Regions from separate parts of the Homo sapiens genome. Here region 1 is linked to region 2. A link is a loop called in an ENCODE intact Hi-C map of the cell type or tissue named here. Cell type or tissue: CD4-positive, alpha-beta T cell. All regions are shown on one strand. Each heading gives the region's core, and the rest is flanking DNA. Links, peaks and the distances in the headings are about the cores only.

Region 1 (8,000 bases), core at 1-8,000, 69 kb after region 2:
TTTGCACATGAGTGATATTGTTTATTCTATTGGTAATAAACAATAATAATGATACATGAGAAATCAGATAGATTGATGGAAATTTGATAAATCCCCATCTCAAGGAGCCTATCAGAAAAAAAAATTCACTCATTTTCTATAACTGTACTCTTAATCACGGCTTCAGGTGAAAAGGAGAACTGAAAGTATCTTCCTCTCTCCAAAGCTCCAAAACTGGAGATTCTACAAGCCCAACTTTAGTTTCAGAGAAAATATATTTTTAAATATGACAGAAAGATTGTGGTGGAAACTAACCAGAGTATCCTTACGTTTTCATTAAAAACCATTCAGTAAAAAAAAAAAAAAAAAAGCGGAATGTCATCTCCTTTTATTCCCCATACTTCAAGAGCCACACCTAGTTTCTCTATTTTACATTAACTTGTTATTAAAAGTCAATTATAGTGTAATAATACACAGAGAACATGATGAGAAAAAAAAAAACTGGCCAGTACTTGCACTTCTCCCTCGCTGGTGCCAACTGCCAGGCAAGTTCCCTCTTTTATCCAGGACACAGAAGAGATATAGTTACAAGTGAGACTTAAGTCTATGTTTTCAATCCCATTGTGGTTCTCCCCATTCCAGATGTATACAGCAGAGCCCAGGGCTATGGCAACAAGATTCTGAAAACTCCAATCTAGGATATTCAGATCTATAAGAAAAGCACTTCAAATTAGTATAATTATACAGCCACATGAAAACATGTTCAAATAAACAACTTTATAGGTAGGGGGAAAAGAATAATACCATCCCCATGGTTAGCTGGAAAATGGAAACATGGAACCATGAAAATCCTTAAAAGTTCAAAAATGAAAAGTGGAATAGAATCTAGTGTCAACACTCACAGTCTAATAAGCAATAATGCTTATTATTTACACTGAAATATATTTATTTAGAGCCATTTAAAGAACTTGGCAGATTCATCTACCATTATTAGTACATGTAGACTTCGTTTAACGGATCAGTAAAAGTTAAAAGCATATAATTCTTATGGAGACACTCTTGGACCTAGGATATCTATATGGGAGATGCCACCATCATTTCTAACCAAAAACACCACCCAGCTAGAAGAGGTGGTGGTTCATGTATGATACCTACACGTTCTCAACAGTATTCTATAGCTTATACTAATAAGAAACCTTTGACTGCTAAGAGAAAACATATTTGTATGACCATTTATTAAAATATACCCTATCTTATTTCTTATCAGTCAGAAACTCCTGACTGACACGTATCAGTATAAAACTAAGTAGCACACCAGTTCCCCTACAGTAGTTTAAACCCCTACAATACATTCCGTCCCCATGATAAATATAAACTCTGAATGAAATATAAAAAACAAACACCTGGAGATCCTGTAAAGTAAGGAAAAGCAGTAAACTAAGTAAGGGAGTCAAAATTTGGAGAAGCAAACTGGCGGGGGGTAAGTTTCCCACTTTTCTTCTTTCACACCTTTGCCCTGAGGACAGGCCCCATTGATGGAGTGCCAGCGAAGACTCTGACAAAAAGGCCACCATATTTCTGGTCAGAGAAACCATGGAAAAGAGCCTGAGGCATAGAACTGATACCAGTATGAGGGAAAAGTCCTAGACATGGGAAAGCCAAAAGAAAGAGATCCTCTGAGTGTGAGTATATTAATTCACACACATCTCAGCCTTACCCCTAAATCACCTACATGCAGAAGAGACTCAAATCACCTTAGTAAAGGCTTTAAGAAACGAACTGAGATTTGAAACATCCATACAAGTCTCAGCCTAGGCTCTGATCCACATGTATGAGATACAGACCCAAACCAGCATGGTCAAAGTTTAAGAAACTGATCTAAGATTTGAAACACCACCCACAAATGGCAAGACAAAACTTAAAATGTGAACCTAACTAGAACAAAAACATCAACCAGAACAAAACATCAACATTCTCCACAGGACCCAGTGACTATAACATAACATCTACAATATCCAGACACAATTCAAAATTACTGGATAAATGTAAAGACAAAACATAACCAATAGATGAAAACTCCAAGGTGACCTAGGTATAGAAATTATCAAAGACTTTAAAGCAGCCATTATATTCTCCATGAAGTGAAGAAAAACACACATGAAATGAATGAAAATTTATATGAAACTTTATATGAAGCTTTAACAGATAAACAGAAAAATCAAAAGTATTTTCTAAGTAAAGAAAATAGAAACCATAAAACAAAGCTCTAAAATGGAAATCAAATATACAAAAACCACAAAATACAAACTTTAAAATGGAAAAATATAATATCTGAAAAATTCCTTGGATACACTGAATAGCAGGATAGAGGTGATAGAGGAAAGAGTAAACTTGAATATAGATAACAGAAATTATTCAATCTAAAGAATGTGGAGAAAAAATTTCTTAAAGAATGAAGCCTCAGCGAATTGTGGAATAATATCCAAAAATCTAACATATGTGTAAGTAGAGTCAGGTCTTAGAAGCAGGATAACAAGGTGACCATGGGGTTCTCACCAGATACCATGGAGGCCACAGTCAATGGAACAACATCTTTTAAATGCTGGGGGTAGGGGGCAGTGGTGGATCTTTCAACCCAGAATTCTATATCCAGCAAAAATCTCATCAACTGGAAGATGGAAAATCTAACAGAAGTCTGTGCCAACTGACCTGATCTGCAAGAACTGCTAAAGGAAGCTCTTCAGGCTAAAGGGACAATATATGAAAGAGAAACTTGGATCTTCAGAAATGAAGGAGAACACTGAAATTGGTAAATATTTGGGTGAACATAGGAGCCATTTTTTCCTCTTAAGCTATTTAAATACTTTTTAAATTTTAAAACGTTTACAATTGGATGGTTTTCAGTGTATGTAAATATAAAATGCATGACAGGCCAGACACAGTGTCTCACACCTGTAATCCCAGCACTTTGGGAGGCCAAGGTGGGAGGATCACTTGAGCCCAAAGAGTTCAAGACCAGCCTGAGGAGTAAAGTAAGACCCCATCTCTATAAAAAATCAAAAAATTACCTGGGCATGGTGATATGTGCCTGTGGGCCCAGCTACTTGGGAGGCTAAGGCAGGAGGATCACTTGAGCCCAGGAGGTAGAGGCCACAGTAAGCCTCTACAGCCTCCAGCCTGAACCACTGCACTCCAGCCTGGGTGACAGAGTGAAAACCTCCCTCAAAACCTCCCTCAAAAAACAATAACAAACAAACAAACACATGACAACTACAATAACCTAAAAAGTAGTGGGGACTTTGAGAGACCTATGTGATTGCAAGATGTTTATATATTGTGTGATGTGTACAATAGTAACTCTACGTAGACTAAGAAAGTTAAAATTACATTGTAATCCCTAGAAAAATGACGACAAAACACAATACAAAGAGATATAGCCAAAAAGCTAAGATCAATTAAAATAGAACAGAAGTAAAAAAAGAAAAGATGTCCAAGGAACAGGCCTTGGGTACTCCAACATTTAGAGGTCAGGGAAATGGAAGAGAAACACAAATCAGCAAAAAAGGATGAGAAAGAGTGAACAAAAGACACTCTTGGACAAAACCCAAAAGAGTGGGATATCAAGAAGGAGGGATTGATCAGCTGTCTCAAATATAGTTGTTAGGGTTCGGTATGAAGTCTAAGAAGTAACTGTTGGCTATAACAATGAGGAGTTCTTTGGTAATGTTTGGAAGAGTAGTTTCAATTGAATGATGAGACTTAAAACTTGACTAGAGTGGATTTGAGACAATATGGGGAGAGAAATAGAAAATTATAAGTATAAAGATCTTTTGAAAGTTGTACTGTCAAAGGGAGGAAAGAAAGAGGGCTGTGCGTCTGGGCATGGTGGCTTATGCCTGTAATCCCAGCACTTTGGGAGGCCAAGGCAGGCGGATCACTTGAGGTCAGGAGTTCGAGACTAGCCTGGCCAATATGGTGAAACTCCATCTCTACTAAAAATACAAAAATTAGCCAGGCATGGTGCACATGCCTGTAGCTACACGCCCAGCTACTCAAGAGGCTGAGGCACGAGAATTGCTTAAACCCAGGAGGCGGAGGCTGCAGTGAGCCACTGCACTCCAGCCTGGGTGACAAAGCAAGACTCTGTTTAAAAAAAAAGAAAGAAAGAAAAAGGGCTGTGGCTTAAAGGAAAAATGGGAACAAACATTGTTTCTTTTTAATATAACAGTTTTTTAACATTTTTTGAAAATCCATCCTTCTTAGTTGGTCATGACAATACATTCTCTTGGAGAAGGAGCTGAAGGAATAGGGAGATAGAGAACTGTTCCCTTCAGGGATTTTTCTTTTTCCAGCTCATGCCTCTTTTTAGATATTCCATGGAGCCCAGACCCCTTCCCTCTGCTCCTCTCTCCCTCATCTAGGGAGCTTACACTGGCTCCTGGATTCAATCATAATCATCTGACCTACGGGCTAGTCCATCCTCTTTCAACTACCAGCATTCGTTTCAAATAATCTGCCAAACTGCTTCTATGTCTGATTGTCTCCTTTAAAATAATATTCAAGCATAGTCTTTCCTCTCCAAATCACCTCCTCTGCCAATCTGTCTTCTCAGTGACACCACCCTTCTTTCTCCTGCTTCAAAAACTTGGAATAATCATGAATTCATTTCTCATCCCATTTCTTTTCTTCATGGAGGAAAAATAAGCCTTTACTCTTTGGCAGCTCTTTCCTACTAAGTGCATTCTGCATACTCTGCCATGAATTTTCCTTTGATGTTTCTCTTAGTCAACAACTCCCAAAACAAATCTAAATTTCTGAATTTGAATTTTTCTCCATAATCTGTACCCACCTATTCACCAGTCCCCAATGTATCTTCTTCATTGCCATTAAATATCTTAATTACCAACATCCTGCCTTCTTCATGCTGTTAACAATACCAAAAATGGTCCTTCTCCTCTATACCTTTCCAAGTTCTAATGATCTTCCAAGACCCAGCTTAAGTATAAATATCTCCACAACGTCTTTCTGGACAACACCGAAGCTCACTAAGCTCCTTCTAGTCTTTATAGCTCCTTATATCCCATGATTTATTATTTATAATCTACCTTGGCATATGGTATCAGTTCCGTGTCAGTTAGTCCTGTCCTCCAAACTAGATTACAAGCTGGGCACATAACAAGTAGACCCAATGCAGTTGTTTGACTGATTCGATTTACCCATATTTAAAATACATACATAAGAATAGACCATCATTAGTACAATTCTTTCTAATACAGTAACATAAAATGTATATTTCCCACACCATGCCAACATTAACAATACCATCCCTAAATATGAAAGTTGCACCAGGAAAAGCCAAGTATATTAGCCATATTTGGATGCTACACTATTTGGATATGAGACATAAAGGCCATCTGGTTTAATCAAATTTCAAGTTTATACCAGAGCACAGGATGCATTTTGTCATTTCAACTTTTAATTCCCAATCTAAATGATAACTTACAGTAGTCATTTCGAAGACCAGTAATATGAATCTTCACCTCTGGTTGGAGTATGGAATCGTTTATATCACCAGAACTTTTAAGATGGAAGGATTCATCTCTGACTCCATCTTTGCAGCCTACAAGAAACAAACACTTCTACACAGCTCTAAGATCCTGAAAATATAATATTTATTCTTGTGGGAATTAAGAAATAACATTAAGTGAAAAAGCTTAATTAAGTGGAAAATAAGTAGTCATCATGATAAAACTACAGTACAAAGAGCCGGGGAAGGAAGGAAATGAAGAGCACTTCAGTATTAATTTAAACAAGAAGATTAAAATTTTTTTCAATGACACTTCCTACTAAAAAGCACATGCATACAGACCTGAATGTAGAAGATAGATCTTGTGAGGAGTACACAGAGATACTACATCATGCTTTGAATATTTATTCTGTTATTTGGGATTTTAAAACCAAAGTGAATTTTGCTTTTCCACACCAAGACTTACCTGGTACACCTATGCCCTACTCTGAGACTTCATCAATAAATATTTATTGATTCGTTGATTTTAGCTCTTTCTCTCAATATTTCAGTATTGGAGCACACAGACTCCAATACTGGAGTATTGTTAATATATTTATAGTTGGAATCATACAATATTTAGTTTTTTCAGATTGTCTGCTTTTGGTTAATTTTACCCATGACTATCTAAGGTCAGTATTCTATCTTTTGTTCAGTTCTCATCAAAAGACCATACTAAGTTCAAACCACAGGCCGCTGTCTTTTCATCTCCAACCACTCAGCTTGTGATCAAACTGAGAATGATAAAATCAAAAGAAACCAAGACCACCCAGGTGACTTGTGGTGTCTATGACCAGATGGCTTCTGATAAAAGCATGAGAGCTTCACAATGCTACACCAAGAAACCAAATTGTTACTCATAAATTCCTGCTTCCGTGTTAGCTATGAAAACCTGTAGCTGAGGGCAAAACTGCAAGATTACTAAAAATACTTAGGCTTGCTGATAAAGTATCAACAAGGTTAAAAAAAAAATCAATACCCAAAGAATGAACAAAAAAACTCCTGGGGCTGGGCACGGTGGCTCATGCCTGTAATCTCAGCACTTTAGGAGCTGAGGCAGGCAGATTGCCTGAGCCCAGGAGTTTGAGACCCACCTGGGCAACACGGTGAAACCCTGTCACTACAAAAAATGCAGAAATTAGCCAGGCATGCTGGTACATGCCTGTAGTCCCAGCTACTTGGGTGGCTTAGGTGGGAGGATCACTTGAGCCAGGAGCGCCACTCCACATCAGCCTGGGTGACAGAGTGAGGTTCTGTCTCTAAAAAAAATAAAAAATAAGACATGAAGAAACCTTAAATGCATATTACTAAGTGAAAGAAGACAATCTGAAAAAACTAAATATTGTATGATTCCAACTATATGACATTCTGGAAAAGGAAAAACTATAGATACAGTAAAAAGGTTTCTATGGGAAGGGGAGAGACGGATGAACAGACAAAGCAGTGAGCATTTTTAGGGAAATGAAACTATTCTGTATACTATAATAGTGATACATGTCATTATACATTGGTCAAACCCATAGAATACATAACATCAGGAATGAACTCTAATGTAAACTATGGACTTTTGGTGACCATGATGTGTCAGTGTAGGTTCATTGATTGTAACAAATGTACCACTCTGGTGGGAGATGTTGATAACGGGGGAGGCTGTGCATGTGTGGTGACAAGGGATATAAGGGAACCTGCACCTTCTGCCTAACTTTGCTGTGAACCTAAAACAAATCTAAATAATAAAGTGTATGTGTGTGTGTGTGTCTATATATATATATATACAGAGAGAGAAAGAGAGAGGGAGAGAGAGAGACTCCTAAAATATCAGAATAATATAGGTACATTATCTCTGGCTTCATAGAACATATATTTTTTTATTCTAAGCCAAATACTCAGCACCTTACAGAAACAAAAACTTGTTGCTGTTTAGGACAAAAGACGAGGGAGCTGAGGAAAGACATGTCCCCACATATTTTATTTTGCTTTTAAGAAAATATCATTCTAAGGAAAAGACAAGGTTCACACTCTCATCCCAACCATATATTCCCAAACCCCCAAAAGAACATTTAGAAGGCCTGAAATTTTGTGCCTATTTTTATGCATCTAACTCAATTTTTTTCCCCTTTTTACTGCTGGGAAACAGACGCTTGAGGAATAAACATGCACAAAGTTCTAGCTAGAAGCTTGTCCAATCTGCAGCCCACAGGGCACATGCAGCCCAGGAGGGCTTTGAATGCAGCCCAACACAAATTTGTAAACTTTGTAAAAACACTGAGATTTTTTTGTGATTTTTTTTTTTTTTTTTTTTTTAGCTCATCAGCTATCTTTAGTATTAGTGTATTCTATATGTGGCCCAAAACAATCCTTCTTCCAATGTGGCCCAGGGAAGCCAAAAGATTGGACACCTCTGTATTTAGAAGTTAAAAGTGTGTATCTATGTGTTATCTACATAATTTTTAAA
Region 2 (16,686 bases), core at 3,812-11,811:
CTCTAGAGATTTCCCATTGGTTACTTGTAAATTACTATGTAAATTAAGTAGTGGCCCTCAATCAGAGGCTGAAGTGAAATTACAAAGTTATACTCCTATGCAGATGAAGACTTGGCCCCGACCAGCCTGATTGGTTGCAAGAGGGGACCAATCAGAGGTACTTTCAATTTTTCATCTGCCACCCAGAAAAGGGGCATGAGGGTTCTAAAGGGAGTAGCCTCTGGTCCTTTTGTCACTTGGGCATGGAAAGCTGGGGTTTTCCTGTTTATGTTGTTCTAGGAAGTCAGTGTGGATCGGCCTTAGGTTCCCTGCCTCCAGACCCTATTCTCCTGCCTCACAGAGAGATCACACGAAGCAGGTAGACCCACAAGAATCATGATGGCCAAGTCTCTCAGTCTGACCTACTGGTTATGAACACAGCCTTTGTCATTCCTGACCACAGCTTCAATGTGGAGAGGAAACCTCTCTGAGCCAGCCAGTCAGCACCAAACAGACTATGCCAGTGACCCAGAAGCAAAACCTCTGTGTGTCTTGGTGTCCTGGGATCCCAGTATGCTGAGGTTCACTGCCTTGACCTTCACGATGACCCCCAAAACTCAGTGAAGGTGAGATGGAAGTGCAATGCCCTTGAAAGCATAGCAGTCAGTGGTGAGCTGGTAAAATGGTTAGCAACCAGCTCTTGGAAGAAAAAGCCTTGATTTGTATTGTTTGCTGATTTCCATTGTGTAAATATTCCCACCATAGCCAGTTTCAGGCTACTGATGTGACGTCACTAAATGTGATGCTGGGAAGAGATGCTGAGTAACACACCACTATATAGTGCAGACACAACAGACATAAGTGACCTCAACAGTATAGGTATTAGGAAAATGTGATAAAATAATTAAGAAGTATAGTTGGCCCCTGAATTACATGGGAGTTAGGGGCACCAACCCTCTGCAGAGTCAAAAATCTGTGTATAAATTTCAACTCCCTAAAACCTTAACTACTAATAGCCCACTGTTGACAGGAAGCATCACAGATAACACAAACAGCCAATTAACACATATTTTGTATAATATATATATTATGCACTGTATTGTTACAATAAAGTAAACTTGAGAGAAGAAAATGTTATTAAGAAAATCATAAGGGAGGCTGGGCGCGGTGGCTCACGCTTGTAATCCTAGCACTTTGGGAGGTCGAGGCAGGAGGATCACTTGAGGTCAGGAGTTCGAAATCAGCCTGGCCAACATGGTGAAACCCCATCTCTACAAAAAAAAACAAAAAATTAGCTGGGTGTGGTGGAAGGCACCTGTAATTTCTGCTACTCAGGAGGCTGAGACAGGAGAATTGCTTGAACCCGGGAGGCAGAGGTTGCAGTGAGCTGAGATCATGCCACTGCACTCCAGCCTGGGTGACAGAGCAAGACTCTGTCTCAAAAAGAAAAAAAAAAGAAAAGAAAAAGAAAGAAAATCATAAGGGAAAAGAAACGCAGTCCTGCACTGTATTTCTCAATACTGTAAGTTTATATTGTCTGCTTATAAGATGAATCATGTATCTGAAATGGTGAGCAAATGCAGCTACAGATCTCATCTATGGTACATATTAAGCAATTTAACTTTTTCTTGTAACGTCATGACTTTTCTTTACTACTTGGGGGCACTTCCACCATCGTTGGTGACACTTTCTATGGGTCTCATGGTGTTATTGAAGGTTTACAGTATTGCATTAAACACATTGAAAAATACAAGAGAACAACAAAAGATCACCTCTTACTGCAATTTGTAATTTACTGGAGAGATGAACTGCTCACAAGAAGATGATGAGTGGCATATGCATTTTAATATTTATTTATTTATTTATTTATTTTGAGATGGAGTCTCACTCTTTTGCCCAGGCTGGAGTGCAGTGATGCAATCTCAGCTCGCTGCAACCTCTGCCTCCTTGGTTCAAGCAATTCTCCTGCCTCAGCCTCCCAAGTAGCTGGGATTACAGGCGCCCACTACCATGCCAAGGTAATTTGTGTATTTTCAGTAGAGACGGGGTTTCACCGTGTTGGCCATGGCTGGTCTTGAACTCATGACATCAAGTGATCTGCCCGCCTCGGCCTCCCAAAGTGCTGAGATTACAGGCGTGAGCCACCACATCCAGCCAGCACATGCATTTTAAATGGATACTTGCAACAACTGAAATCACTGCAATTGCAGCAGGTGGTGACTACAAAATTATTACAGCAGTACAGTGTATAATACAGTTAATTTATGTAGTTATTATTTAATACTGCATCTTTATGTTTGGTGAAATTTCTGTCGACTGCAAATGGCAACATAAACAGTCTATATTTGTATGCATAAGTTTTGATAAATTTTAACTTTTTATAATATATTTGTGTATATTTTATAGTAGTGAGTGATAAAATAGACTAGTATCTACATATATTTTATGAATTCCTGACTTTTTTTTAACTTTTCAACATTTCTAGGCTATGCAGTTCATCTTTGGATTTTTTCAAATTGTTGCAAATCTCCAAAAAATTGTCCAGTATATTTACTGAGAAAAATATGTGTATAACTGGACCTGCAAAGTTCAAACGCATGTTGTTCAAGGGTCAACTGTTGTTTTATATGATTTATTTAATTGTAAGTTTATCTAACTTAATTTTCAATATTGGCTAAGTAAACAACTGGCTTTCAAAATCCCTAAAAATTTAACAGTTGGCTCTTGTGAGCTAGGACAAGCCAGCTCCAGCATACCTCTGAGCCAGTGTTTTACTTTATGAAGAATTATTGACTGAAAGGTGAACTAGCAAAGGAATGCGATTTTTACAAAGGGGCAAGTCATCCAAGGAGGTAACACAAAAAAGTAAAGAAGTTTTAAAGCAATCTTAGAGGGCTTTTTCACTTCCACCTTGTCAGCGTAGGTTTGCAAATTTTTATCAAAATTTGCCATCGATTGGTTTCTTCAATGTTAATAATTTGTTGAATTGCAACTTCTCTTGTATAGTCACCCCTCTATAGAATATATTAAAGGTCTAACTCAGTCTTCTACACGTTCCCCTGTAATAAAATATAATAGGTATCATTTTTATAGTTGTATCTTCTCAAAAATAAATTTAGTGGGAGACAGAGGGTGGACGGGGGAAGACTGAAGATGAAGAAGATAAATTGGTGATTTAGCACCACTTCACTGTCCACAAACTCATATTACATTTAATACTGCTCCCCAAGATCAAAGAAGCAAATGGATAGGTGAAAATCAACAGGATGCACCTGAGCATTTAGGATCAAAGACACAGATAATCCCTGCTCTTGAAGATTTTGTTCATCAGGGTTCCCCAGAGCCCACCATGGTATTTGGTATATGTACAGTAGATATCAGGTCCTTATTTATTGACTATTGGTTCCCCCAACCTTCAGAAGCAAGCTAAGTGTCCTCGGATGCGGTAAGACCTATCTAAAGAAGGGATTATTAAACAAAATGAATTTACCCTTTCAGAAAATTCAGCTCACCTGCCCAGAGTTCTAAGGAAGAGCCTGTTAGGAATGTTTATCCTGTTGGAAGGCTTACAAGGAGATTTAAGTTGTACACCTCACTTCTAAACAGCCTTGAATTATTAGGGAAGATCAATTTGCTGCCATCTATTTTGTAACAACCAAGTGAACAATGACAGCGAGGTCAGTTTCCCTTAGAATAATAATGGTGTCACCTATGATGGGTTTAGTTTCTCTGAGGAAACTTTCATGTTGGTTTATAGGATTGTTGGCCACCAACTGAGGCTGCCCAGTGCCTGCCCCCAAAGCTTTGAGGGAAATTGTGTTCTCCCAACAGAAGTTACCTCTTTAGGGTCTAACATTTCTCCCTCAGTAAGACCTCTTTCCCTAAGCTCCTGGCTATACATTTCATCTGACATAAATGTTTGTACTGAATCTTCTGTGAAATGTTTAGACTGCCAACAACACTAAAAACTCAAAAACAACTCCTTGCCCACATACTTTTCATATTCCACATAAATCCTCACTTAAGAGATACAGAGTATACAACATATGGTGAGTCCTGTTCTCAAATAACCAGAAGTAACTTGAATAGGATCATTAAACTATCTTCCTTTCAGACACTAGTGAAAGTAACATTTGGGAATAGGAAATACAAAAGAATGATCCATCACAAGAAAACTAAAAATATTTCCTGTTACAATGGCATAGATTTGATTGGGTGAGATTTCCTGAAGTATTGCAAATGAGATCTATTGGCACAAAAGGAAAAGGAAATAAATATTTGTCTACATTTGTAAAGCTAAGAGAGTAGGACTTTAAACCCTATTTACCTTTTAAAATTAAGCATAGCTGGAAATAATAATATACCCAGGAGCGAGCAGGAAGCCATCTTTCCACAGTAAGGCACTGTATGAACCAGAAACATGCCATGTAACTTGAACCATCTGGGAAGGACATGGGTTGTACTCTAAGGATAACAGAGACATGACATTTTCAAATGTATATACAACGATGATCAAAGCCTTGAAATGCTCAAGGAAACTCATTTCTGTTATAATACGTAAATAACTTCACCAGGAAAACACACATAAAATGCCTCCATTGAAAATAAAACCAGTTTACATAAATGTATAGTCAGTTCTGAAGCTTATTTTCACATAAACGTAATTTTAATCTAGATGTAGTCTTTTTTAAATTTAGCATTCTTTTATAAACTCTTTACCATGTAACAAAAAAGTCCACATGGTCATCATCATAACAACTGTCTTGGGTTGGGTCCCTCCAAAAAGCAGGTGCTGAGACATGGATGTGAGTACAAATAGTTCTTTTAGGAGGTAATCCCAAGAAATACTTGCAGAAAACTGGGAAAAATGAGGAAACCAGTGAAGGATATGTTATTGGGCAAGTTACCACTGTGAGTCACCAGGGCTCAATCCCCACTGGGGACCCCGGGAGACAGTGTGGAACACACCCTAGAGTTAACCCAACCAAGGGGTGAAGCAGCTGGGGTATTTATTCACTAACTCCCATCGGCAAATGGCTGAGAGATGCTTCCAGGGGGTTTTAATCCTCAGCATTTTAAGGCTGCTCTGCGAAGGGGCTCAGAGGGCTTTGACACTCAGAGAAAGCTCATTGGCAAAGATTTGCAGGTGCTTACAGTTGGAAGTGACTGGATAGCAAGCATATGAATGGGAAGTCCTGAGGTTGTGTGGTCATGGCACAAGAGAATCAGGTGAAATAACTGTATAATATTTCATCATATTACTATACTACCATTTTTCTATTTGCTTTGAGAACAGACTTTAATTGTCCAAGTTTTAGAAAGAAGTCAGTTAGTATAACACTCATGTGAAACTTAGAATAGGTACCTAAGAGTTGTATTAAATTGTTTTATAATTAACATTGTAGAAAGATGAATGCATTGTTTTTGTTCAAAAGTTGTTCATTCACTCTACACTCATTAAGATGACTATAATTAAAAGAAAGAAAGTGACAAGTATTGGGGAAGATGTAGACAGATCAGAACCCTTGCCCACTGTTGAGTGGGAATGTAAATTGTGCAGCCACTGTGGAAAACAGTATGGTAGTTCAGCAAAAAAATTTAAATTGAATTAGCATATGATCCAGCAATTCCCCTCCTGGGTATATACTCAAGAGAATTAAAAGCAGGGACTTAAACAGATAAATATTCATATTCCCCTGCTAAGAGTAGCTTTATGCACAGTAAACAAAAGATGGAAGCAACCCAAATGTCTATCAATGCATGAATGGATAAAGTGTGGTCTGTACATATAATGGAATATTATTCAGCCATAAAAAGGAAATATGGCATATTCTATTACATAGGTGAGCCTTGAGGATATTATGCTAAGTGAAATAAGCCAGTCTCAAAAGAACAAATACTGTCTGTATAATTCTACTTATATGAGGTACCTAGAGTAGTCAAATTTACAGAGACAGAAAGAAGGGTAGTTTCCAGGGGCTGAGAGAGTGGGGAATGGAGAGTTATTGTTTAATGAGTATACAGTTTCAATTTTGGAAGATGAAAAAAGCTCTGGAGATGGCTGGTAGCAACGGTTGCCCAACAATGTAAATGGACTTAATGCCATCAAACTGTACACTTAAAAATGGTTAAAATGGTAAATTCCATTTGTATAAGTCTTACTTTAATAAAAAGAATCCTGCAAAAAATTTAAAAATAAAAATAAGCAAATGAACTATTACAGGCCACAACATGAAGTTTTTTAAGCAAAAAAGATGTACATTAATTTCCTCAATATCTGCCATGCTGTACATACTTAGCTTTTTGAAATAGCATCTAGAGCCTGTGAAAATAGCAATAGACATTTTGGGGCTCTCTGATGTTCTTGCCATCCTTACTCTAAATTCATTCACACCCAAAGTCTTCCTCGTGCTAGAATAAAGCCAGCATTCGATCCAAAAATACAACAGTTTGACCTGAGCTCTTCCGCCAAGATACAGTTCACTTGCAGTTGTGTGTTTCTAATGTTGGTGAAGAAAAGCCAGGAGCCTTCAATGTCCAGAAAGAGTTGGCAACACGGGTTGGCCAGTGGTGTCTATGTTGAGAGCTGGTTCACCTGCCCTCTTCAGAATGGTTGTCAAAATCTGTTCAGGAAGCCCTCAAGGAAGGCAGTTTTCAGGCTAGCCTATTGGTCCCCTCCCCCAGAGTATGTTAGTTCAGCATCTGTCTCAGAACAAGAACTCAGTAAATATCTCACAAATTAATGAATAAATAATTAAACCAATGAATAAATAAATGAAATTCTACAAGAAAAGTCCAACAAGCCTGGAAAAAAGCTGTGCCACCATTAGTTATTCTAATACCCCTGCTCCCCCGTCACTGAAGGAAATAGATGCTGCACTGGGAGGACATGTCATCTTCATCAAACCCCTGCCCGGTGGAAACACCAGGCAGGCAATAAGCCCCACAGAGCCCTCTCTCTGCACATTCCCATCCCTGTGCCTCACAGTCCCTTCCAACATAGGAGCCTGAGGATAGATCACAAACTTCCCAGCTGTTCCCTAGAGCCCTATCACCCAAGAAGGAGAAGGAGCTATGAGGAGGAGGCTGGGGTGGTAAGACTTGGGACCCCCACATGTATACACACATAGTCAGAGCAGCTCTGACTTTCATCTATTTTATATTTTAGTTTTCCACAGAAGATTCAATGAGGTGGGCAAGTTTCCTCTCAAAAAAAAAAAAGAAAGAAAGAAAACACTGGTCTAGCTGCATATTACATGACTATAATCTCCCAGAGGGCAAGAGACTGGAATTGTACCACCATCCCCTAATACCTGGTACAATGCCATGAACTTGATCGGGAAGTGTCTTGGGGCATCAGGCAAGAAGTGCCAATTACCTGGGTCCTAATCCCAGCTCCAACATAAACCTGCTGGGCAAGCTACATGATAAATACTGTTCCATCTTTACTCTTTAAAAAGTGCCACTCTGGAGATTTTTCTACACTAACATCTCCTCATGAATACCTCATTCATGATTTTATCAGCTTAGTTGAAATGTTTTATTTTAGCTGAAGACATCTGAATCGAGCCTTCACTTTCACATTCGGTCAGCATCCTGCACACATGCATATGCACACGCTCTCACCCGCTCCATTCCCCAACACCGCAACCCACATCCCACCACACCCCGCATCCCATCCTGCCGCCCAGGGCACCCTGGGACTCCCCTGCATCCCTCTTTAGATGCCAATTAAGAAAATAAATAGTTCTTATTATCCACTTACCCTTAAATACCTTCCTTGAGAAGTACTTACATCGTTTTTAATGAAGTGATCTGGTGGACAAAGCAAAAACTAATCCAAATTGCCAAGAGCCCCCAGAAGTCCCAATAATTAGTTCTATTCTATTCTCCCATAATGTAAGATATGGTTTTTAGCCTCTAAATATTTACTATTTATTATAGTAAGATGTGGTGTATCTAACTCAAACAGCTAGCGAGCTACCACTCTGCCCAACAGCTGTGCTTTCAAGTGGTTCAGTACATAACCACAAACACTGTGGCTGTATTGCTCTCTGTAAACACTATAAAAAGTCAAATATGCCTATATGCTTCTCAAGTTCACTCAGACCAAAAAAAAACTCACCTGTCCCATATACTATCAATAAAATAACTCCAAAAAGTCCAAATAAATGCAGAATAAACATTTAAAATACTCTAGGCTGGATATCTTTTTACATTGTAATTCACTGTAATTAGTCAAATCCTGTCAGAATGTTGATACAGGATATTTGGTGAACTGGTCAAGTTTAATCATCTCTCTAAAATGAATGGCAAGAATATATTAATATATTATAAGGTCACTCTCCTGTCAAAGGTACAATTAATATAGACAGCACAGGTAAGCCACCAAGGACTCCAAAAGTACAGAGAATAATGTAGAAACCTTTCCATATCTGTCAGCCCCTATCACCAGTTAACTATCAAATTTTGCCAATTCAACTACTTTTGAAAGGTCAATTTATAAATGTCTTATACTATAATCTTTTGTATGTGTGTTCACAGAAAATCAAACAGGCATGTGGCTGTTTGGGGGCAGAGAAATTAGAAGAGAGCACTATCCCCTCTGACGGGGCAGGTACTGCCTCATATGTTGCTTTGGGCTAAAACCCTGGGTCTCTAGGTGCTGAGAGAAGCTAGAAGGAAGGATGACAAAGTCTGTAATTCCTGGGAAATGAGACAGGCAGCATAGCCCATCCAGGCTCTGACTCACTTGGAGACCTTCTCTCTTCTGGCTCCATCCATCCCCCACGTCAATCATAACAAAGAGGAAATCAGCTTTGCCCTCGGGGATGCATCTGGCAACAATTATGATTTGGGGGTGAGTCCAGGTTTAGTTAGGGTATAGGAGGTGCACTGACATTTGCTGAGTGCCAACTATGTGCCATGCAACACTTTACCTTAGTACCTCTCTACCCTGACAACCAGTTCATCATCACCTGGAAAACAGGAAGGAAACGTGGGAAGGCCTGGGACCACTCCAAACCAAGTATTTCACAGTCAGAACAATTACTTTACCGTAATCCTCTCAACAGCCTCATAAACTAGGTACTGCTGTGCTCAGATATGACATAGACATTAAACAGCAGGGCCAGAATTTAGAGCCATGGCTATCTTCTTTCTAAAGTCCTACTCTTTTCCCTGACCGCAGCACTAGAGACTAGCTAGTCTGGTCCTCATTTAGACCATACAATCAATTCAGAAAGTAACTAGATACTTCATATGTATTTTAAATGGAATAAATGAATATATCATGTTCTAAAACTTGAATTAGAAAGGTAAGTTTGTCCAAGTAGATCAGATTAATGAAACAAAGAATCAGACTGCAAATGTAGGCCCAGGTTAACAAAGAGTGCAAAGCCTTTCATTCCTTCACTGTGGATAAAATGTTCACTCTATTCGTCATCTCTTCAAATATTCTTCAGTCTCCTTGCCTGTTTTCTGACTGGGATTCCAATTACATCACTGTTAGTTTGATATTGTCCCACAGCTCTTGGATAGTCTGCTCTGAGTTTATTTTTGTTTTGTCTTGGTTTTCACTTTTTTTCCTTTGTGCTTCAGTTGGGGCAATTTCTACTGACTTGTCTTCAAGTACCCTACTTCCTCAGCACAGTCACGTCTGCTACTGAGAATAACAAAGTTATTAGTCTTTCACTGTGTTTTTCATCTCCAGCATTTCCATTTGGTCCCTTTTTATGGTCTCCATCTCTCTGTCAATACCCTTATATGTTCATCCATGCTATCCCCCTTTTGCACTGGACACTTTAATATATTAATCATTACTACTTAAATTTTCTTTCTGATAATTCTAACATCAGAGTCATATCTGAGTCTGATTCTTTTGGTGCAGGACAGGGGCAGCCCTACACCCTGCATCTGGTGAAGGATGTGTAGGAACAGGATTTCCCTGAAGTGGGGTGGGTGGGAGAAAGGTAATTGCAACTTGCTTGATTTTCTGACCTGTGGACTTAGAATGAACTTTGTCATGAGAACAGACTTTTATGGGGTTCCCACCAAATCTTTCTGGTTGCAATTTGGTCAGTTAGATGTGGTCTAGGACTGGAGGTTTCTATGTGGTGGGTTTTCTACGTAATGAAGCTGCTAGACCATTCTGCCCACCCCTGCTCCCCAGCCCAATGGAAGGTCTGCATCTCATGTCATCCCACGAGGCCACTCACTGCCTCTCACTATTCTGCGCCTCTCATGATCACTTGCACAGTCCCCTCATTTCTTTTTTATTAACCACTTTATTGAGATATAATTTCCATACCATAGAATTTACCATTTAAAATGTACAGTTCAATGATTTCGGGTATATTACATTATTAATTTGAAAAATTTTTGTAAATGTAGGTAGCGAACTTTGCCATTTTAACCATTTTTAATTGTATAATTCAGTGGCATTAATTATATTCACAATGTTATGCAACCATCACTACTATGTATTTCTAAAATTTTTTCATCACCCTAAACAGAAACTCTGTAATCATTAAACAACAACTCCTCGTTCCCCTCTCTCTCTAGCCCCTCATAGCTTCTAATCTACTTTCTGTGTCCATGGATTTGCCTATTCTAGGTATATTATGTAACTAGAATCATACAATATTTGTCCCTTGATCTGGCTTATTTCACTTAGCACAATGTCTTCAAGGTTTATCACATTGTAGCATGGATCAAATCTTCATCCTTTCCTATGACTGGGTAATATTCCATTGTTTATCCACTCATCTGTTGAAGGACATTTGGGTTATATCCACCTTTTGGTTATTGAGAATAATGCTGTACAAGAGTCTGTTCTAGTCCTGGCTTTCAGTCTCTTTGAGTATGTTCCTAGGAGTGAAATTGCTGGGTCATATGGTAATTCTATGCTTAGCTTTTTGAGGAACCCTCTCATTTCTTGATAATTTAAACCCTAGCTTATTGCTACCTTTTCTATCACTATTTTTGTCTTAATAATTGGTGATTTCAATATCCTTTCAGCACCTGGCCTTTCAATTCCTTAAACTCTTCTCCTTCACCTCAATAGCTTGTCCTTCACACTATTTCACTTATCTCCTACTCCCCTCCACCCACTGTGGTCATTCCCTAGACCTGTCATCAGCACTAAGGGCATCTCCGGAATCTCCATTTCAGTAGTCTCTCCAGTACCAGGTAGAGCAAATCCTTCAACTCTGCAGGAACTCCAATTCTTTGACCCTACCACCTTTTCACACTTCCTTGGTCTTTTCATGTCTTAACTTCCCCCCACACACCAAGCTTGAATTCCATAATCACTTATTTTCTTCTTTATTTATTTATTTATTTAGAGATGGAGCCTTGTTCTGTCACCCAGGCTGGAGTGCAGTGGCGCAATCTTGGCTCACGGCAACCTCCACCTTCCAGGTTCAAGCGATTCTCCTGCCTCAGCCTCCCAAGTAGCTGGGATTACAGGCGCCTGCCACCACGCCCAGCTAATTTTTGTACATAATCACTTATTTTCAATCACTGCTGTGCCTACACTTTCAATTCCAGGGTCCTTTTATCACTTGGTTGTGTTTGCTTAGAAAACTACCACCCTAGTTAAAATAAACTCTTCACCTGTAACTCATCATAGGCATCTAAGAAAAATCACACAACTCCTTGGCCTTATCTTAATTAATGACCATGAACCTTAAATGGGTCTTGAATGCCTCCTGGCAATCAGTATTACATTTCCTTAGTTCTTTCATTTTCCCTGTTCTTCTAAATGACTGTTTCATACTTTCTCCTCTCTCCACAAACCTGCAATATCCACTCCGCATTCTCACTTTGAGCTGATGACCTGGCTCCCTATGCACTGAGGAAATTGAAGTAGTCAGAATGGGACTTTTACAGACTCCCTCCACCACATCCACCCACCTACCATGTCTGCACTTGCACACTCCACTTCCCATCTATAACTGTAGACAGACTCTCTGCGCTCCCATCCAGGACCCGCTCCTCCACTTTGCACAGGACCCATCCCCCTCACTTATTTGAACATTATACCACCAATTCTTCCTTTTTGTAAACCTACCTCAAATTTCCCTTTCTACAGAATCAGTCCCTCTAACATCAAATACACTGTTATTCCTCTCACCTTAAAAATAGCCTCCCTTTGCACTCCAGCCTGGGTGACAGAGCGAGACTCCATCTCAAAAAAAAAAAAAAAAAAGTCTCCCTTGGCCTCACTTTTCTTCCCAATTACTTCCTGCACCATGAGGCAAGACAAGTAGAGAAGCCCATTGCCAGCCCCACACTCCAATCCAGCCCACTGTTTCCTGGCCCTGCCCCCAAATTCCTCTTATCATCTCTTTGTGGAAACTCATTATCACTGAACAAACTAATTTTAACCCCTCTTATCTGTTCCTTCCCTTCCATCCCCACAGCCTCTGTTAGTACAGATCTGTTCTATAATTTCCTAACTAATTACCCTGCTCTAGCCTCACTTCCTCCTCCATCACTGGAAACTTTCAGCCTCCCCCTGCTAATATGAGTTTCTGTCATTCCCTCCCATTAAACACTTCCATCCTTAGTAAGCATTCACTCTAGGTTAAAATTGGGTATTGCTATGAAAACACTGCTCCAAGATACTTTCCAAATTCCCCCTTCCAACAGATTGCTGCTCCTTAAACCTCCTAGATACAGACATTCCAGAGCTGCCACTGCCTCCACATTGGTGTCAGAGTGGTCTCTCTAATGAAGACAGAATCCTATGCCTGCTTCAAACTCTTCACTGGCTCCCCATTGTCCTGTGAGAGTCTATCTACCTTATTTGCCATGGTGCTGAAAGTTCTCCATAATGTTCCTCTCTCTCTAACCTCATCTCTTACTTCTTCCACACGTAGGCTCCTGAAACACTGAGCTAGGTATAGTTCCCAGGTTCTGTATATAATCCAGGTCCTTAGGCCCAGATTTATCTATTCATCCAGCACCGTACCAGCACATAAGAAGCACCTGAGCAAACACATGCTGAGTGAATACACTTATTGAAATCATATTCTATACCAATTCCATATGTTAGGAAAATTATTCCACATCAGCTTCAAGTGCCCAAGATTCATTGTTATAAGGCAACATTTACTTTTCATGCCTTTTGCAGTTTGGAACACAATAGACCATCATTAAAGACTGAGTGAGTGGGTGGATGGATGGATGGATGGATGGATGGATGGATGGATGGATGGATGGAGAACTGTGAGAGAAGATAAGTAACATTAGGAGAACTTCCCCTCTCAATGGTGAGTTCTTGAGTACAGAGAACGTGTCTTAATTCTTTGCATTTTCAATGCTCAAAATACAGTCTAACACAAAAAGTTATTAACAAATATGAGAAGAATAAATGAATGTGAAATTACATGAATTATATACATATTATTTCAATTGTAAACCTTGATTTAACAGATATAGTGTTCGATTAACTATCTTATGTGAAATCACGTTTCAGATATAAAAAGTCCAAATATAGAAATTTTTACTAACTAGAAAAAAATTTCGATCATTAAAATAAATCTTCACATCTGAAACAACATGTAAATATTATAACTGCTACTGTCACCTATCTTTAGGGGTATCAATACTCTAAAAAAAGGGTAAAATAAAATATATAGTAGATCATATGTAGGAAAAAATTTCATGATTAATATTTCTTAAAAACAAAGTTCTATTATTTTATTAACAATTTTTGTCCTTTAACACATTCATTGTAAAATGTTAAAGCTATAGAACTATAATTAAATAAAAGGAAGAAAATAAACAATCACCCATAATCACCAGGGATAACTCTTGTTAACATTTGGTATTAAAATATGTTCTGGCATGGACACAGGGAAGGGAAAAAAACACACTGGGGCCTGTCAGCGGGGGCAAGGGGAGGGAGAGCATCAGGATAAGTAGCTAATGCATGCTGGGCTTAGTACCTAGGTGATGGGTTGATAGGTGCAGCAAACCACCATAATACACTTTTACCTATGTAACAAACCTGCGCGTCCTGCACGTTGCACATGTATCCCAGAATTTAAAATAAAATAGACTTTTTAAAAAAAGAAAATAAATATGTTCTAGTATTCTTCTTCATGTGTGTTTAAATGTATATGTGCATGTACATAATATAAACAAAATGAGAATATTATATAACCCGCTTTTTTTAGCAATTGTTTCTGAAAAGCAAAGCCTGAAGAACAAGCTGAGATGCTACTATTTTATTAAGCACTATGATACCAGAGAAGCAGGGCAAAGAAGGAGAGAGGCAGGGAAGAAGTCTCTAGAGGGTGCACTGCCATTATGGCCACCTCTGGTATGAGGTGCAGCGGATGCCTGAACTCATGGAACCACCCTCTGAACTGAGCTGCCTTGTCTCAGTCTAGTCCACCCAGGCAGGCAAAGGGGAATGTTTACACTAGCTTCTGTCTCTCATTGGTCAGCTTTTACCCTGAAGGGCATTTACTGTCCCATCTCCACTTCTGAATTATGTGTGGGCACTAGGAAGACCTTTGGCATCTGACACTCCAGTGGCCATGAGGAAAAGAGGTGGAATATGAGAGATACGTTGTTAGGGCATAAGCTAAGGCGACATTGGGTGGTGTCTATGTGAAGTTGGTTGTAGCCCATGCAGCCCAAGGATTAAGTGGCCTAAGAACAGATGAGGCAGAGATCATCTGGTGTATACTTAAAGATGTGGGACATAGATTCATTAGTGCTGTCCCATTACAACTGACCTCTATAGTAAAATATGACATCTCCATTTTCATGAGAATAGCCTTGTCCTCACTTCTTCCCCACAGAGGTTAGGTTGGGGGTGGAGTCAGCGTCCCCTCCAAGTTGGTGGCCAGCCACAATTTCTAAAAAAGCTTAAGGCAAGAGTGTTAATGAAAAAAAGCTACAGTCTCTTCTACCACAGTTATTCCCACATTGAAATATGTCATCTCCTTTCTCTGCCACTCATTCCAGAATTTTCTCAACTTTGGCCAGGAATTTGACTGCTCTTGGATTCTCTCCTGGTATAATCACCCACACTTTCATCCCCAGGGAGCCCAAGCCCTTCATTGCCTTGCCTTTATCAGGTCATGATCTCTGCAACTGCTCATTTACCATTGTCCTTGGGCACAGAAAGTCCAGGCGATACCCAGTGAATCCTCTGGGTTCCATATATACTCCTCCCTGTTCACAGTGTGTGACAACACCCCTAGCTATCCTCTGCTTTCCTTTTGGTAAACAGGGTCAATTATAATCACCCCATCCCAGTATAATAAGTCTGTTCTTTGCTTTCTGGTCCACTGACATGAGGGACCTAAATTGGCTATATTAGTCCCATCTTCCAGTTGGATGGAGCTCTTACTGTCTTACTTTGTCCTGGGAAGAAGCAGTTCCCCACCCTCCCTGATCCTGAACCGAGGCCTCTGTACCCATCAGAACCTAACATTACAGAGATGAAAAGGACAAATTGTACAAAAGAGTCACAGGGAATCTTCATAAGAGGGACCATTCCTGCTCCTTTGCCCCTGTAGATTTGCATAATCTGGTTTCGGGAGACACAGCCCCATAATATTGGCCATTGCTTCAACATCTCAAACCACCAGAAGTTTTTTCTCAACTGCCACCTTTCCTATGCCTCTGTTAGGCTACTCTGCCCTTCCATTAGGTTGGCTATTTTTTCGGATAATGGATTACATGGGACCCAGTGGTCATTTTCCCTGGTTTCACTTCCTCTGGGATAAAATATGTCCCTTGGTCTGAAGCTATGTTGTGTAAACATCATGTCAATGTGTCAATCAATGTGTTCCTAGATGCACTGCTAGCAAGGAAGGTAAACCCACATCTGGAGTAGGAATCAATTATAAGAAATGAGGCCTGGTGTGGTGGCTCACGCCTGTAATCTTAGCCCTTTGGGAGGCCAAGGCAGGAGGATCACTTGTGGCCAGGAGCTAGAGACCAGATAGGGCAACATAGCAAGACTCCATCTCTACAAAAAGTAAATTTTTTAAACATTAGCTGGGCACAGTGACATGTGCCTGTAGTACCAGCAACTCGGGAGGCTGAGGTGGGAGGATCGCTGGACCCCAGGAGTTGAAGGCTGCAGTGAGCTATCATCACACCACTGGAGCTCAGCCTGAGCTACAGAGCAAGATCCCATCTCTAAAATATATATATACAATTTCTAATTTTAGAAAAAAATAGTTGTTGCCCCTGTCAGGGTGTAATTGAAATGGTGCCATACTAAGAGCTGAGCATGAGTCTCTGCTGCTGGCAAGGGGGCACTCAGCAGTGGTGGTAGCTGGATTGCCTTGGTGATAAGAAGCCCCTACCACCAGGCACCTTGGCCTGAGGACAGGTTGTGTAAATATCATTTCAATAGATCAATCCCTCTCTCGAAGCCTCCAGCCCTACTACATGGCCACTTTGGTCATGGCTCATTGTGTCAGCACCAGAATGGCAAGGAAATCCTAAATGATACCCACTTTATGAGTTTCTCTATTCATACATTGGACAGTGGAGTTTTAAGTTGTGTAAATAGAGAAGAGAGGAGAGAGTGAGAAAGAGTGAAAGGGAGATATGAGCAATGGTTTTGGTGTCCTGGTGGGATCAAAGGATCAGTAGTTGAGGCTACTAAAGAGAGTGAGCTGGAAATAGGGACAGTAATAGAGAAGGATCCATGAAAGTGAGATGAGGGAG

Evidence for each region. Peaks named below come from ENCODE experiments on the same cell type or tissue, not always from the same donor. Only the 100,000 strongest peaks of a DNase experiment are listed, where the experiment ranks them.
Region 1: it touches region 2 in a loop (2.1-fold over the local background); 4 of 110 quality-filtered maps call a loop at or near these places.

The regions. Positions count from the first base shown.
Region 1 is chr5:55,127,930-55,135,929 of GRCh38, forward strand. CDC20B (cell division cycle 20B) reads right to left here. Exons shown (of 12, transcript NM_001170402.1): 6 at 5,483-5,599; 7 at 492-688. Among named protein-coding and RNA genes, the nearest start is that of GPX8, 28 kb to the right of the region's middle. In CD4-positive, alpha-beta T cell, for the core only: no CTCF peak of the experiment used is centred there; no DNase peak of the experiment used is centred there.
Region 2 is chr5:55,054,625-55,071,310 of GRCh38, forward strand. No RefSeq gene overlaps it. Among named protein-coding and RNA genes, the nearest start is that of GZMK, 39 kb to the left of the region's middle. In CD4-positive, alpha-beta T cell, for the core only: no CTCF peak of the experiment used is centred there; DNase peaks (open chromatin) are centred at 7,607 and 7,977; H3K4me3 peaks cover 852 bases.